Regions from separate parts of the Homo sapiens genome. Here region 1 is linked to region 2. Evidence: chromatin contacts called from ENCODE Hi-C or POLR2A ChIA-PET data. All regions are on one chromosome and are shown on one strand. Each heading gives the region's core, a stretch centred on a gene start or an enhancer-like site at or near the end of the contact. The rest is flanking DNA. Distances are from core to core; before and after follow the strand shown. Region 1 overlaps SBK1 (SH3 domain binding kinase 1). Region 2 overlaps XPO6 (exportin 6).

Region 1 (6,692 bases), core at 2,096-4,595, 120 kb after region 2:
AGGCAGAGGAGGAGGAGAGGCTTGGGGCCTGGAAGGGAGCCGCTGGGCTGCGAGAGGATGCGGGGCTCATGGAGTGCTCACCCCCTCCCAGCCTCCAGCAATGCCCACCCGCCCGCCCACCCTTGCTCAGCCAGAGAGAAAGCCGGTGATGATGACGAGAACAACACAGCAAGCCTGGGCACCTATGGAGCACTTACTGCATGCCACATGCCAGGGCTTCACGCCTGTTAACTTACTTAACCCTCGCAAGAACGCATCGGGAGAAGGCACTGTTGTTGTTGTTGTTGTCGTTATTATTGTTATTATTATTATTATTATTATATTTAGATAGGGTCTCACTCTGTCATCCAGGCTGGAGTGCAGTGAAGTGATCATAGCTCACTGCAGCCTCGAATTCCTGGGTTCAAGCGATCCTTCTGCTTCAGCCTCCTGAGTAGCTGGGACCACAGGTGTGCACCACCACACCCAGCTAACTTTTTTTTTTTTTTTTTTTTTGTGGAGACAGGGTCTTGCTCAGGCCGGTCTCACACTCCTGGCCTCAAGCAATCCTCTCACCTTGGCCTCCCAGATTGCTGGGATCACAGACGTGAGCTACCTTGAGTGGCCCAACGCACTATTATTATATCCTTTGTATAGATGAGGAAACTGAGGCACAGAGAGAGGAAGTAACTTGCCCAAGGACATCCAGCTAGCAAGTGACAGAGTTGGGACTCAGACCCAGGCTGTCTGGCTCTACATCTGTGCCTTCTCCCAGAGGGAGCTGTGGTCATTGTTCTTCAGGGTGCAGGGGTGCTTAGGAGCAGGCTAGGGACACTGGAGTGACATGTCTGGGATTAGAGGGAGAAGGGGCCAGGTGCGGTGGCTCACGCCTGTAATCCCAGCACTTTGGGAAGCCCAGGCGATGGATCACCTGAGGTCAAGAGTTCGAGATCAGCCTGGCCAACATGGTGAAACCCCATCTCTACTAAACATGCAAAAATTAGCCAGATATGGTGGCGCACACCTGTAATCCCAGCTACTTGGGAGGCTGAGGTGGGAGAATTGTTTGAACCCAAGAGGCGGAGGTTGCAAAAAGCCAAGATCACACCACTGCACTCCAGCCCAGGTGACAAGAGAGAAACTCCGTCTCAAAAAAAAGGGAAAAAAGGGAGAAGGGAGTGCAGGGAGGGTAGAGGGAGGCTGCACCCGGAAGCAGTGCTCAGGGGCTGGAGGCTGGTGGCAGCTTCTAAAGGAGGCAGCCCTGGCCTCTCTTGCCAGTGCACACACAGATACATACTCATGTGTGCCTGCGCCTGGGAAAGGCTCATCCCCCATAGTCTACCTCTCTCCATTTACAGATGAGAAATGAATGCCCAGAGTGGTTGCCTGGAAGACCGGGGTTGGGGGGATGGGGTTTTAGAAAGGGGCAAAAGGAAACTTTGGGGTAATGGATGTGTTCGTGGTCTCGACGGCAGGGATGTATACATATGTCAGAATCATCACACTGTACACTTCAAATATGTGTAGTTTTTTGAACACCAAATATACCTCAATAAAACTAGAAAAATGACATGAGATAAGGGGAAATAAAGAAATGAAGGCCACGGATGGAGAGTTAGTTCACTGTCACCCACATGACAAGTCAGGTCTTAGCCCAAGTGGTGGCTCACGCTGTAGTCCCAGCACTTTGGGAGGCTAAGGTGGAAGGATCGCTTGATCTCAGGAGTTCGAGACCAGCCTGGAAAACATAGCAAGACCCCATCTCTCCAAAAAATTTAAACATCAGCCAGATGTGGTGGCGCATGCTTGCAGTCCCAGCTACTCAGGAGGCTGAGGCAGGAGGATCCCTTGAGCCCAGGAGTTCGAGGCTGCAGTGAGCTATGATCATCCTACTGCCCTTCAGCCTGGGCAACAGAGCAAGACCCTGTCTCAATACAAATACAGTTTTTTTTTTGAGACGGAGTCTTGTTCTGTCGCCCAGGCTGGAATGCAGTGGCACGATCTCTGCTCACTGCAGCCTCCACCTCCAGGGTTCAAGAAGTTCTCCTACCTCAGCCTCCCAAGTAGCTGGGATTACAGGCGTGCATCACCATGCCCAACTAATTTTTGTATTTTTAGTAGAGACAGGGTTCCGCCACATTGACCAGTCTGGTCTCGAACTCCTGACCTCAAGTGATCCGCCCACTCAGCCTCCCAAAGTGCTGGGATTACAGTTGTGAGCCACCATGCCCAGCCTAAATACAATTTTTGAAAAAGTCAGGTTGGCCAGGCGCAGTGTTCATTAGTCGGGTGGTGAGGTCGTCTGCAGTGGGGGAGGCACTGCCAGGCTGTGCTGATGTGTGGCCATGTGTATGGTGGGATGGTGTGGCCACATCTATACCATCCTGCCAGTTTGGCCTGAGACCACGTGGCCAAGGTATGTGATGATGCAATCATGGCCCTCAGACCTCTTCCCCACCCCCTACCTTATGGACAGCCATACCACTTTCGATCGTAATATACAACTGATGTGATCACTGTGTCTACTGCCCTTCTCCCCCTGGGGTGTAAGCCCCATGGTGGCAGGGAATCCTAGGTGTTTGTTCCATGCTGTGTCCTCCAGGCTTTGGAGAGCCCTGGGGAACAGCAGGTGCTTCGTCAGTACTTGTGAATAAGCTGGGCACAGTGGCTCATGCTGGTAATCCTAGTGCTTTGGGAGGCTGAGGTGGAAGGATCACTTGAGGCCAGGAGTTCTAGACCAGCCTGGGCAACATAAAGAGATGCCAACTCTACAAAAAAAAAATTAAAAATTAGGCATGATAGGTGCAGCAAACTACCATGGCACACGTTTACCTATGTAACAAGCCTGCACATCCTGCACATGTACCCCAGAACTAAAAATTAAAATAAATAAATAAAAATTAGCCAGGTGTGGTGGCACATGCCTGTAATCCAATCTACTCAGGAGGCTGAGATGGGAGGATAGCTTAAGCCTGGGAGGTCGAGGCTGCAGTGAGCTGTGATTGCGCCACTGCACTCCAGCCTGGGTGACAGAGCAAGACCCTGTCTCAGAAATAAAAATAACAACAAGCCGGGTGCAGTAGCTCATGCCTGTAATCCCAGCACTTTGGGAGGGCCAGGCAGAGGGATCACTTGAATCCAGGATTTCGAGACCAGCCTGGGCCACATAGTGGGACCCCCCTCTCTACAATCCAAATAAAACCAACGCTTCTGAATGGGAGTACCCGTGTGAACTCGGTATCTGGCTGTGTCTGTGTGACATAAACAGGGGCCTTGCCTGACACTGTGTGTGGGTGGCAGCATGAGGCAGAGGGGCTGGTGCCACCAAGCGCAGGGTCTGGCAGTGACTGGTCTTCGGGGAGCTGACTCAGGCCTGGCCCCTGAGGCTTTGGGGAAGGCGACGCGACCAAGATGCTTGTCGCCCCCTTGTGGTTATCTTGGGCCTGGCATCCGGGCCCATCCTCAAGTTTTCTGGGTTCTGGGGAGGGCAGAGGGGCTGGAGGAGGGGACCCTTGCCTGATGTCACACTTCATGCTCACCACCCCTACCCAACAGGGAGAAGATGAGCGTGGGCTGCCCAGAGCCTGAGCCGCCCCGCTCCCTGACCTGCTGTGGGCCGGGGACTGCCCCTGGGCCTGGTGCCGGTGTGCCCCTTCTCACTGAAGACATGCAGGCCCTGACTCTCCGCACACTGGCCGCCAGCGACGTCACCAAGCACTACGAACTAGTCCGGGAGCTGGGCAAAGGCACCTATGGGAAGGTTGACCTGGTGGTCTACAAGGGCACAGGTGAACAAGTGCAGGGTGGCAGGGCTGAGAGGTTGGGGTGGGGCAGGGCTGGGAGGTCAGGGTTGGGGGACATGACCTTGCAGCTGGGCCGGGGCTCTCTGGTGCTCTGTGGAAGCCAGGAGGCAGGGTCAGGGGCCAGATGTAGAGGATGAGGCCTGAGGCAGCCCAGGGGGAAAGAGACTGGGCAGATGGGGCAAGGGAGGAATCCGGGGCAGAGTGGCCAGGGTACAGGATGGGCTGCTGTGGGGCCATCTGGGGTGACTTTGAGACAGCCAAGGGGCTGTGCCAGGAGTGTCTGGGGAGGGCAGGGCTGCCGGCTGTGTCTGAGTATCACCAGCGTCTCAGGGATGTCTGGCCCCAGGAAGGTGGATGGAGAGTGAGGGTGGTTCCTCAGGAACAGGGTGCCACACTTAATGGGTGGTGGAAGGACCTGTGAGGTCAATATTGCAATCACCATCTCTCAGGTGAGGACAGGGAGACCTAGGCCAATTCAGCCACATAGCCAATGCCCTGCAGCTACAGAGGCTGTGAACCAAAACGAGACCCCAGGAGTCATCTCCAGAGCCTTGTCGCTTAGTCACTGAGCTTGATACCTCCCCCACACTGTAGGTCACAGCCGTGCCACCCAGCCAGCCAGGGGCTGGGGCTGTGTGAGCTCCCACAGCTGCACGCGCTTGGGTCCAGGGGCTTTGTGCTAACTGAGGGCAGCAGGAGGAGCACCTAACATGGGGTCACCTGAGCTTTGTTACTTGCTTGCTGTGTGACCTTGAGCAAGTGACTTCACCTCTCTGTGCTTCAGAGTCCTTCTCTGTAAAATAGGGTAACATTAGTGCACAACCCATACAATCATAATGAAGTGTGAGTTGTGAATGTGCAGTGCTGAAGGCAGGGCCTGCGATGTGTAAATGCTCCGTGGACACACATGTGTGCTCCACCCAGCTATGTACCAGATGGGCACAGATGCTTGCCCAGGCACAGAGTTGTGGACACATGCCTTGCAGTGTCTCATTTCTTATTCATTCATCCATTTAGCAAGACAGGAAGCTTAGGGAGACCCGTTCTAGATGGGGTAGGCTGACAAGATAAATAAGCATATGGCGGGCAGGACAAAATGAGAGAGGTGGAGGGCATCACAGGCCCCCTCGCCCCCTCCTCTTGGAGAGCTGCAGAGTGGGTGTAGAAGGCTCAGGTTGACCCTGCCTGCATGGCCTTGGGCAAGTCCTTTCCTCTCTCTGGGTCTGTTCCCATCCGTGAGATGAGGACAGTCATGCCTGCTGGGGACCCTGTTGCACCAGGGTCCAGAGACAGGCATGGGTGCATCCAGTGCGGAGGCACTGGGAGAGGGGGCTTCAACCCTGTTGCTGTTGCTCCCATCAGGCACAAAAATGGCACTGAAGTTTGTGAACAAGAGCAAAACCAAGCTGAAGAACTTCCTACGGGAGGTGAGCATCACCAACAGCCTCTCCTCCAGCCCCTTCATCATCAAGGTCTTTGACGTGGTCTTTGAGACAGAGGACTGCTACGTCTTTGCCCAGGAGTACGCACCTGCTGGGGACCTGTTTGACATCATCCCTCCCCAGGTACTCGGGATGGTGGCATAGGGTGGGGAAAGGGTCTTCAGGGTCCCAGAGTGTGAGAGTGGGAGTGGAGTCAGACCATTTAATTAACAAGTATTTACTGGGTGCCTGCTGTATGTCAGTTACCATTTGGGGAGGTGGGGATGTGCAGTAAGGAAGACAAAAGTCCCTGTTCTAGTGGGAAACTGACACTCCACAGCGGGCCAGATAATAACAGATGGAGATGAGTGCCTAAAAGGAGACAGTGAGAATGATGGGATGAAGTCACTGGGCCCTCCCCTGGGGCTACACAAGAGGAGAGGTGTCAGATCCACCTGGGAAGGGGCCCTCAGAGGAAGCGACCCTGGAACCGGGACGGTGGGGGAGGGTTCCAGGCACTAGCTTTAAATCTGCTCTGCCACTTGCTGGCTGAGTGATGAGACCTTCGGAGCAGGTCCTCCTTCTTTGCTGAGCACCTACTACATGCCAGAATCTGGAGACACAGATGCACGGACACAGCAGGGAACAGGACGGGAAGCTCAGGGAGCCCCGTTCTAGTTGGGGAAGACCGACGAGATAAGTATCTAGCAGGCAGGGCAAAATGACAGCAGGTGGAGGGCGCCGCGGACCCCCTCATCAACCTCCTGGAGAGCCGCGTGTCCCTCCTGGAGCCCCGATGTCCCCATAGGAGAAGCAGGCATGGTAGCCACTATGAGGATTGGATGAGACAGCGGGGGAAAGGGCGCTCAGCAGCATCCGGGCCGCGTCTGCGCGGTCGCCCCAGTTACTGGGGACAGGGTGGGAGGCGAAAACCGCCTTGCTAGAGAGGGAGCTGGAGGGGAGGGCGGCGGGGCGGGCGCTGGAGAGCTGGAAACAGCGCGGCTTCCCCCGGCCGCCCGCAGGTGGGGCTCCCTGAGGACACGGTGAAGCGCTGTGTGCAGCAGCTGGGCCTGGCGCTGGACTTCATGCACGGGCGGCAGCTGGTGCACCGCGACATCAAGCCCGAGAACGTGCTGCTGTTCGACCGCGAGTGCCGCCGCGTAAAGCTGGCCGACTTCGGCATGACGCGCCGCGTGGGCTGCCGCGTCAAGCGCGTGAGCGGCACCATCCCTTACACGGCGCCTGAGGTGTGCCAGGCGGGCCGCGCCGACGGGCTGGCGGTGGACACGGGCGTGGACGTGTGGGCCTTCGGCGTGCTCATCTTCTGCGTGCTCACCGGCAACTTCCCGTGGGAGGCGGCGTCGGGCGCCGACGCCTTCTTCGAGGAGTTCGTGCGCTGGCAGCGGGGCCGCCTGCCGGGGCTGCCTTCGCAGTGGCGCCGCTTCACCGAGCCCGCGCTGCGCATGTTCCAGCGCTTACTGGCCCTGGA
Region 2 (6,712 bases), core at 3,411-5,910:
CTACCTCAGCCTCCCAAGTAGCTGGGACCACAGCTGCACACCACCACATCCAGCTGATTTTTGTATTTTTTGTAGAGCTGGGGTTTCGCCATGTTGCCCAGGCTGGTCTTAAACTCCAGGGCTCAAGCGATCCGCCTGCCTCAGCCTCCAAAAGTGCTGGGATTAGAGGCACGAGCCACCGCGCCCAGCTGACACTTCCTTTAAAAAAAAAAAAAAAAAGCACAGCATATTGAAGTGGAAATCTCACTTTATTCCTCTATTTAAAAAAAAGAAAAAGTGGTGAAGCCCACTGACCCTCCACAGTCTAGCAGTCAGCAGGGCAATCAGGGAAGCCCAGAGACACTGGATGACTCGCTCAAAGACACACAGCCAGTGAGCAGCCAGCCAGAATCTCAGCCCCAGCCACACCCATGTGAGTTCCTTTCCTTAGCCTGACTGTGATAGGACAGCGTAAGGCCAAGCAGAGGGAAGACCGAGGTACAAATATACATTGATGTAATTCATTCTAAACATTGTGTACAAGAGTTGCAGGAGAAAAAAAAATGTCTTCTACTGAAGCAAACAGACAACCACAGCATGTAACAGGACTGCTAAGGCTGGGCAGGCGCGCCCACCCCTCTATTAACACAATCTGGAACAAAGTCATCCCCTCGCATGAGAAAGGCTTCTTGTTTTCTTGTCTGCAGCTTAGATCTAGACATAACTTTGCACAATATCTTCACACAGACATTTAATATTTGATTAAAACATACACTCTGGCTGCATCTAAACATAATTTTAGTCATTAAAAAGCACTTTTCTGCTTTAATCTAAAACTACCATAAAGTTGATCGATGGCAGAACATTCCTCTATTATTTCTTGGGTTTGCACAAAGTGCCCAGTCAGATTGTCTGTCTCTTCCTCTAATTACTGCTGAGGACCAAGAGTTAGAAGCAAGATGACTGCCGGGTGTCTGGGCCAGGAAGTTCAACTGATCCCACTGTGGCAGTGATAACATGGAAGCAGCATATTTTCTCCCCATGGAGACCAGTTAGAGGAAACATCTTTGTATACAGAGGATGGTACGTTTTATGCTGGGAAACCTCATCCACATAGTATTGGAGAATGCATAAAAACAAGACTCATCAATCAGCTACCAATGGAGAGGTGCACCAGTTTCTTTCTTTATTTTTTTTTTTTTTTGAGACTGAGTTTAGCTCTATCGCCCAGCTGGAGTGCAGTGGCACAATCTCAGCTCACTGCAACCTCCACCTCCCAGGTTCAAGCAATTCTCGTGTCTCAGCCTCCCAAGGAGCTCGGATTACAGGTGCCCGCCACCACACCTGGCTAATTTTTTTTGAATTTTTATTAGAGACAAGACTTCATCATGTTGGCCAGGCTGGTCTTGAACTCTTGACCTCAAGCGATACCGCCCACCTCGGCCTCCCAAAGTGCTGGGATTACAGGCCTGAGCCAGCGTGCCCAGCCTGGTTTCAATAATTTTAAACAACAAATCTAAAGACTAAAGAGCATGACAAGTAAATGCTACACCTGACCACAGATTGATCCTGGACTGGAGGGAAAAAATGCTATGAAAGGCATGACTGAGCCAATTGACAAAACTGGAATACAGGTGGTAGTAGGTTAGATCAAAGTACTGAATCAATGTTCTATTAACCGAAGATGGTAACTGTACCATAGTCATGTGGGAGAATGCCCCTATTAAGAAATATATGATATAGGGCAATGGACCATGACAAAGGCAACTTACTCTAAAATTGTTCAGAAAAAAATACATGTGTGTGTGAATGTACATGCATGTACATGCATATATGTCTATATATACATATAAAGAGGGAACGTGCAAATAACGTTAACAGGACAAAATATTAACGGTAGGTGAGTTTGGGTAAAGGGTATGAGAGATCTTTGTATAACTTATTCCTTGAAATCTTTCTATTTGAAATCATTTTGAAATAAACAGTTTTTAAAATACCATCCACTGGCCGGTACCCTCTACCTTGCCCCTGGCTGCTCCCAGCTAGCTAGGCATATGGGAAAGAGAAATGGAGAAAAGGATACAATAGGAAAGAATTATTCTCTCAGGTGCCAGGTTTATTTTCACCACAGTTACACAGCCTAGACATTAAAATGTTTGCATCTACTGGTTGGGCAACAAACCATATCCACTAGGAGCTAAAATACATATATTTTATATACTTATTTATATTCCAGTCAGAAGGCTTAATTAAACAGCCAAAAAAAGTAAATGATAAAAATAGTTATTCTGCAGAAACTGTCTAAAGTAAGTAATACAGCCAAGAGTAGGCTCTGTCTTCACAGTCCCATCTGCTTCCCTTTCCCAGGTACATATCCCAGGAGGATGGATGTTTATATCTGCATGCCTAGTATTAAACTCAAAAGATACTTACTGGGCACATTAACACAAGGCAAGCTACCAAGAAATGCTAAAACACGATCACAGAATCTTAAGACAGAAGTAAACAAACCCCAGAGCACAGCAAGTCCAATCTTGTTCTACAATGAGGAAAATGAAGCTGAGAGAGAGCATCCTCCCAAAGTCAGCTAGCTGTGGGTCAAGTGAAGACAGGGGCAGGCCACCAGAGCTCTTGCCCAGTGACAGCTCCTACACCCCTTGAGGAAGCACAGAGGAGTTCTGCTCCAAGGGTTTTAAGGATGATGAATGAGCTGGCTTTACCTGGCATTGGATGACATCAGGTAATGAATGAGTATGAAACTGACGAACCACTATAAAAGCATGCTGCAAATCTAACATGATGATTAACGCTACTGCTCAGGTGAGTAATTTCATTTCAGCTGCTATTACCACCTGTGCTATTTAAGAGCAAGTCTCTTGTAAAACCACCTTCATCCTGAATTATTCCCAGGTAGACTTGGCATTTTAAATAAGTTAACATAATGGCTGGGCGCGGTGGCTCACGCCTGTAATCCCAGCACTGTGGGAGGCTGAGGCAGGCAGATCACCTGAGGTCAGGAGTTCGAGACCAGCCTGGCCAACATGGTGAAACCCCATCTCTAATAAAAATACAAAAATTAGCCAGGAGTGGTGGTGGCGGACACCTGTAATCCCAGCTACTCAGGAGGCTGAGGCAGGAGAATCACTTGAACCCAGGTGGCAGAGACTGCAGTGAGCAGAGATCGGGCCACTGCACTCCAGCCTGGGTGACAGAGCAAGACTCCGTCTCAAAAAAAAAAAAAAAAAAAAAAGTTATAATATTATTTGACTTTGGTAAAAATCTCTAGACCACATTACTACTGGGAACTGGGGTAGCATAATCATCCCCTCCAGGTTCCACTCGGTTGCTATAAAGTCTCAAGAAACCAAGAGCAAACCAAAGTCTACCATCCTCTTTGTCAATGGCAAAGCTGCAATGCCTCGCCCTTCCCATTTCTAGTTGGCCTTGCCACCCGCCTCCAGACCTAGGGACAAAGAATGGTGCTAGCCACAAAAGGAAGGTAGGACACAGCTAAGGACAGGCTTCTCTTAAGGGTAAGCAGGGGAGAGAGTTCAAGCACAAAGCCAGGCAGTGTTCTGATGCAGTGACCTCACACTGGGTAGATGTGGACCAATGGAGTGAGGCTCTCCCTGGTGTACCAATCAGATAAATCACTCCTATGGAAAGGAAGAAATGAGAGGGTGGAGACAGGACCAGAAGAATGTGCCCCAATACTGCTCCCACCTGGTGTGCAGTCAAAACCCCCCTGAATGTAGGCTAAAGCAAGAATGAGGGGACACAGGAAGGTTACCCTCTACATAAGCAATGAGAAAACTAACAGGTTTGTTTTCTCTAATGGGAAACAGTGCTGCCACTGAGGGGTACAGGGCCAAGCATGGCAGGCAGAGAAAGTACCAGATTAGAGCCAGTCCTGGCTCTACTGAGTCTAGTCTGTGGCACTGTGGGCAAACCCCGCAAGCTCCTGGAGCATTCTTCATCTGTATTGGCTGATACAGTCATCTCTCCCTCACTGTAAGTTCTTCTTACGTAAACTCCATGTGTGGGTCTCCTTTTATAAAGGCAAAGTCCCCCTAAGTTGCCACCAGCTTGTCCCTCTGAATACACCTAGTGCCACCTTTATACTTTTTTAAAATTCATGTTCAGTCACGTTCCTCAAAGGCTCTCAAAATATCACTGCCAATTGCCAAAGGGTCCTTAAGTATCCCTGCAAATATAGATAATGTTGCCGGGGTGGCAGCTGCTGGGGGATCTCTGAGGGCACTGCATTACGCAGGAAGTGTGGGGGCGCTGCACAAGCAGAGATCTGTGTCGGGAGGAAGTGACTCTTCATGGCCAATAGGTTCTCAATGCTCCTCCCATCCCCGCAGATCATTACTAGCCACAAAGGGAGAAGACGCTGCAAAGCAACTCTCTAACCAGGGACTTTCATGTGCCCGGGTTCCACTAATAAACTAAAACTTGTACAATATAAAAAACTATATTGTAATACTGGAACTATACACAGTTCCATCCCTCCACCCCACTGGCGAGGCACTGGATTAGAAAGGCAAAACAGTGGTAGTGGTGACTGTGGTGGCAGTGAGCAGCAAGAAAGCAGATGGCGCCTTTCTGGAGGGAGTCGGTGCACAGGTGAAATGAAACAGGTACTCGGCCAATAACCTTGGCCTTGCTCACATCCCTGGAGAGAGAAGATGATAACTCTACATGGGGTTTTCCATGAGCCTTCAATCCCCGCACAGCAAGCACGCATCACCCGTCCCACGATTCTCAACCAATTTTGCTAGAAGTGACTCAGTCCGTCTCTCAGCTCTGCCCCTTCTACAGGCACCAGCCCAAAGCCAAGACTGACCAGAAATCCAACACCCTTCTTCTTCCTGGGCCCTTCCACCCCCAACAGGTGGCTGGGTACGCTTGTCCTGGGAAGGCCTTAGCATGAACTGAAGGGTGTGGGCTGTGGAATCAGGGCAGGTCGCATCTAATGATGACTTCCTGATTACTTATCTGCTTGCCCCTGAGCAAATTACCTAACCTCTCGGAGCTCAAGTTTCTTCACTTGCAAAATGAACTTTCAACAGTACTCCCCCTCACCAAGTAGCTATGGGAATGACATCAATGGATGTAAATCCCTTAGCACCCTCATCCATAAATGAGCAAAACTATTTCACTAGATATTTCACTGGTGAGTCAATGAGCTTAAAAAAAAAGGAACAAAATAAAAATCCTACATAAAAAATTAGCTAAATGCTCAAAAACATCCCAAGAATGCCAAATGCCTTTTCACTTTCATTTTTATATACAAATCACCTCTCACTGCTGCAAACGAAGAATGTAAGAATGAAAACGTGTCCCACAGGCCTCCATCTGTGTTCAGGACAGTAAGAGTTTGGGACTAGACTCATGATTCTAGCAGCAAACACTTTTTTTCTTTTTAAAGAAAGAAATATTGCATAGAACCCCACCATATAAAGCAGACTAAATGAGAAACTGCTTAATTAATAAGGGTAGAGGAGGGGGTCTCAAATGCCTGTCTGTACTCCCAAACCTAGTGTCTGTGACACCTCCAAGAATCCCTATGGGCCTACAGAGCACCAGAAAAGCCCTGCACTAAAGCCCTTCCCAGCTTTGTGATTCTGGTTCTAACAAGTCTAGAAAGTTTTTCGGGGGTAAAAAAAGATTGCTAAAAAGACTGGTCGTACATTCTCTCTCAAGTATCTTTCACCTGCAAGCCCCATCACCACTGCCGCCCAGGGTCTTTGCTACCTGACCACCAGGGGTGATTAAACCATTTCATCACCTGGCCCTAACCTAGCTGACTTACTGTCCCCACCTCACCATCCACAGCCACCCACCCACCCTCTGCCTCAGCCAAACCCAAACTCACCCTTTTCTCTCCACATAACAGTTCCATGTCTTCACACACACCATTTCCTCTATCTAGAATGCTCCTGACTCCTCGAAAAGGTCCCCAACTCTGTGAAGCCTAATGCAGTTCCCCCTTCCCCACCCTCAGAGCTCCTCACTCCTTGTGGGCTTCAACATGACACCGACCATAATGAACTGAAATTACATCTTTCACTCTCATACAGGGATGGCAAGACAACTGGTGCCACCTCAGTGGGGGCCAAGACAAGTCAGCAATATTTATCAAATTTCAAACACAAAGACAACCTCACCCAGCAATACACTTTTGGTGATTTTTCCTCCAAAGCTTAGGTGTAAAGGATCTTCATGTCAATGCCGTTTGTAAAACAAAAGAATGGGGACAACTTAAATTTCCATCAAGGCAGGATTGGTTAAATAAGGTACATCCACACTGTAGAACACCTACTAACTATGAAAAATAGTGAATAAGCTCTATACATATATGTATATGGAACCATGAAAACTACTCACCTAAAAACACATTTCCCCACACCCAAGGATCCCAGTCAAACATGGCCAGGCGTGGTGGCTCACACCTGTAATCCCAGCACTTTGAGAGGCTGAGGCGGGCGGACCACTTGAGGTCAGGAGTTAGAGACCAGCCTGGTCAACATGGTGAAACCTCGTCTTTACTAAAAATACAAAAATTAGCCAGGTGTGGTGGCGTGAGCCTGTAGTACCAGCTACTCGGGAGGTTGAGGCAGAAGAATTGCTTGAATCCAGGAGGCGGAGGTTGCAGTGAGCAGAGATCACGCCACTGCACTCCATCCTGGGTGACAGAGAGAGACTCGTCTCAAAAAGAAAAAGAAAG

The links. A loop is a pair of places that touch in the nucleus more often than their neighbours do. ChIA-PET counts read pairs that join two places held with the same protein, here RNA polymerase II (POLR2A). Pooled maps may share reads with other maps.
Region 1: a loop to region 2 is called in a pooled map, with 4 times the contacts of the local background. The contact joins two enhancer-like sites. A Hi-C loop is called at or near these places in 5 of 50 pooled maps. POLR2A ChIA-PET finds 5 or more read pairs at or near these places in 2 of 52 experiments (B cell and activated CD4-positive, alpha-beta T cell).

The regions. Positions count from the first base shown.
Region 1 is chr16:28,313,851-28,320,542 of GRCh38, forward strand. SBK1 (SH3 domain binding kinase 1) reads left to right here. Exons shown (of 4, transcript NM_001024401.3): 2 at 3,535-3,767; 3 at 5,145-5,347; 4 at 6,226-6,692. The coding sequence starts at 3,542. Among named protein-coding and RNA genes, the nearest start is that of SBK1, 25 kb to the left of the region's middle. Within about 2 kb of position 3,346, at least 3 of the 41 ENCODE cell types and tissues checked have a DNase peak (open chromatin) inside an H3K27ac peak, as active enhancers do.
Region 2 is chr16:28,189,056-28,195,767 of GRCh38, forward strand. The region is part of intron 1 of XPO6 (exportin 6); the gene reads right to left. Among named protein-coding and RNA genes, the nearest start is that of XPO6, 20 kb to the right of the region's middle. RefSeq lists silencers at 313-452, 3,068-3,240 and an enhancer at 4,495-4,724. Within about 2 kb of position 4,661, at least 9 of the 41 ENCODE cell types and tissues checked have a DNase peak (open chromatin) inside an H3K27ac peak, as active enhancers do.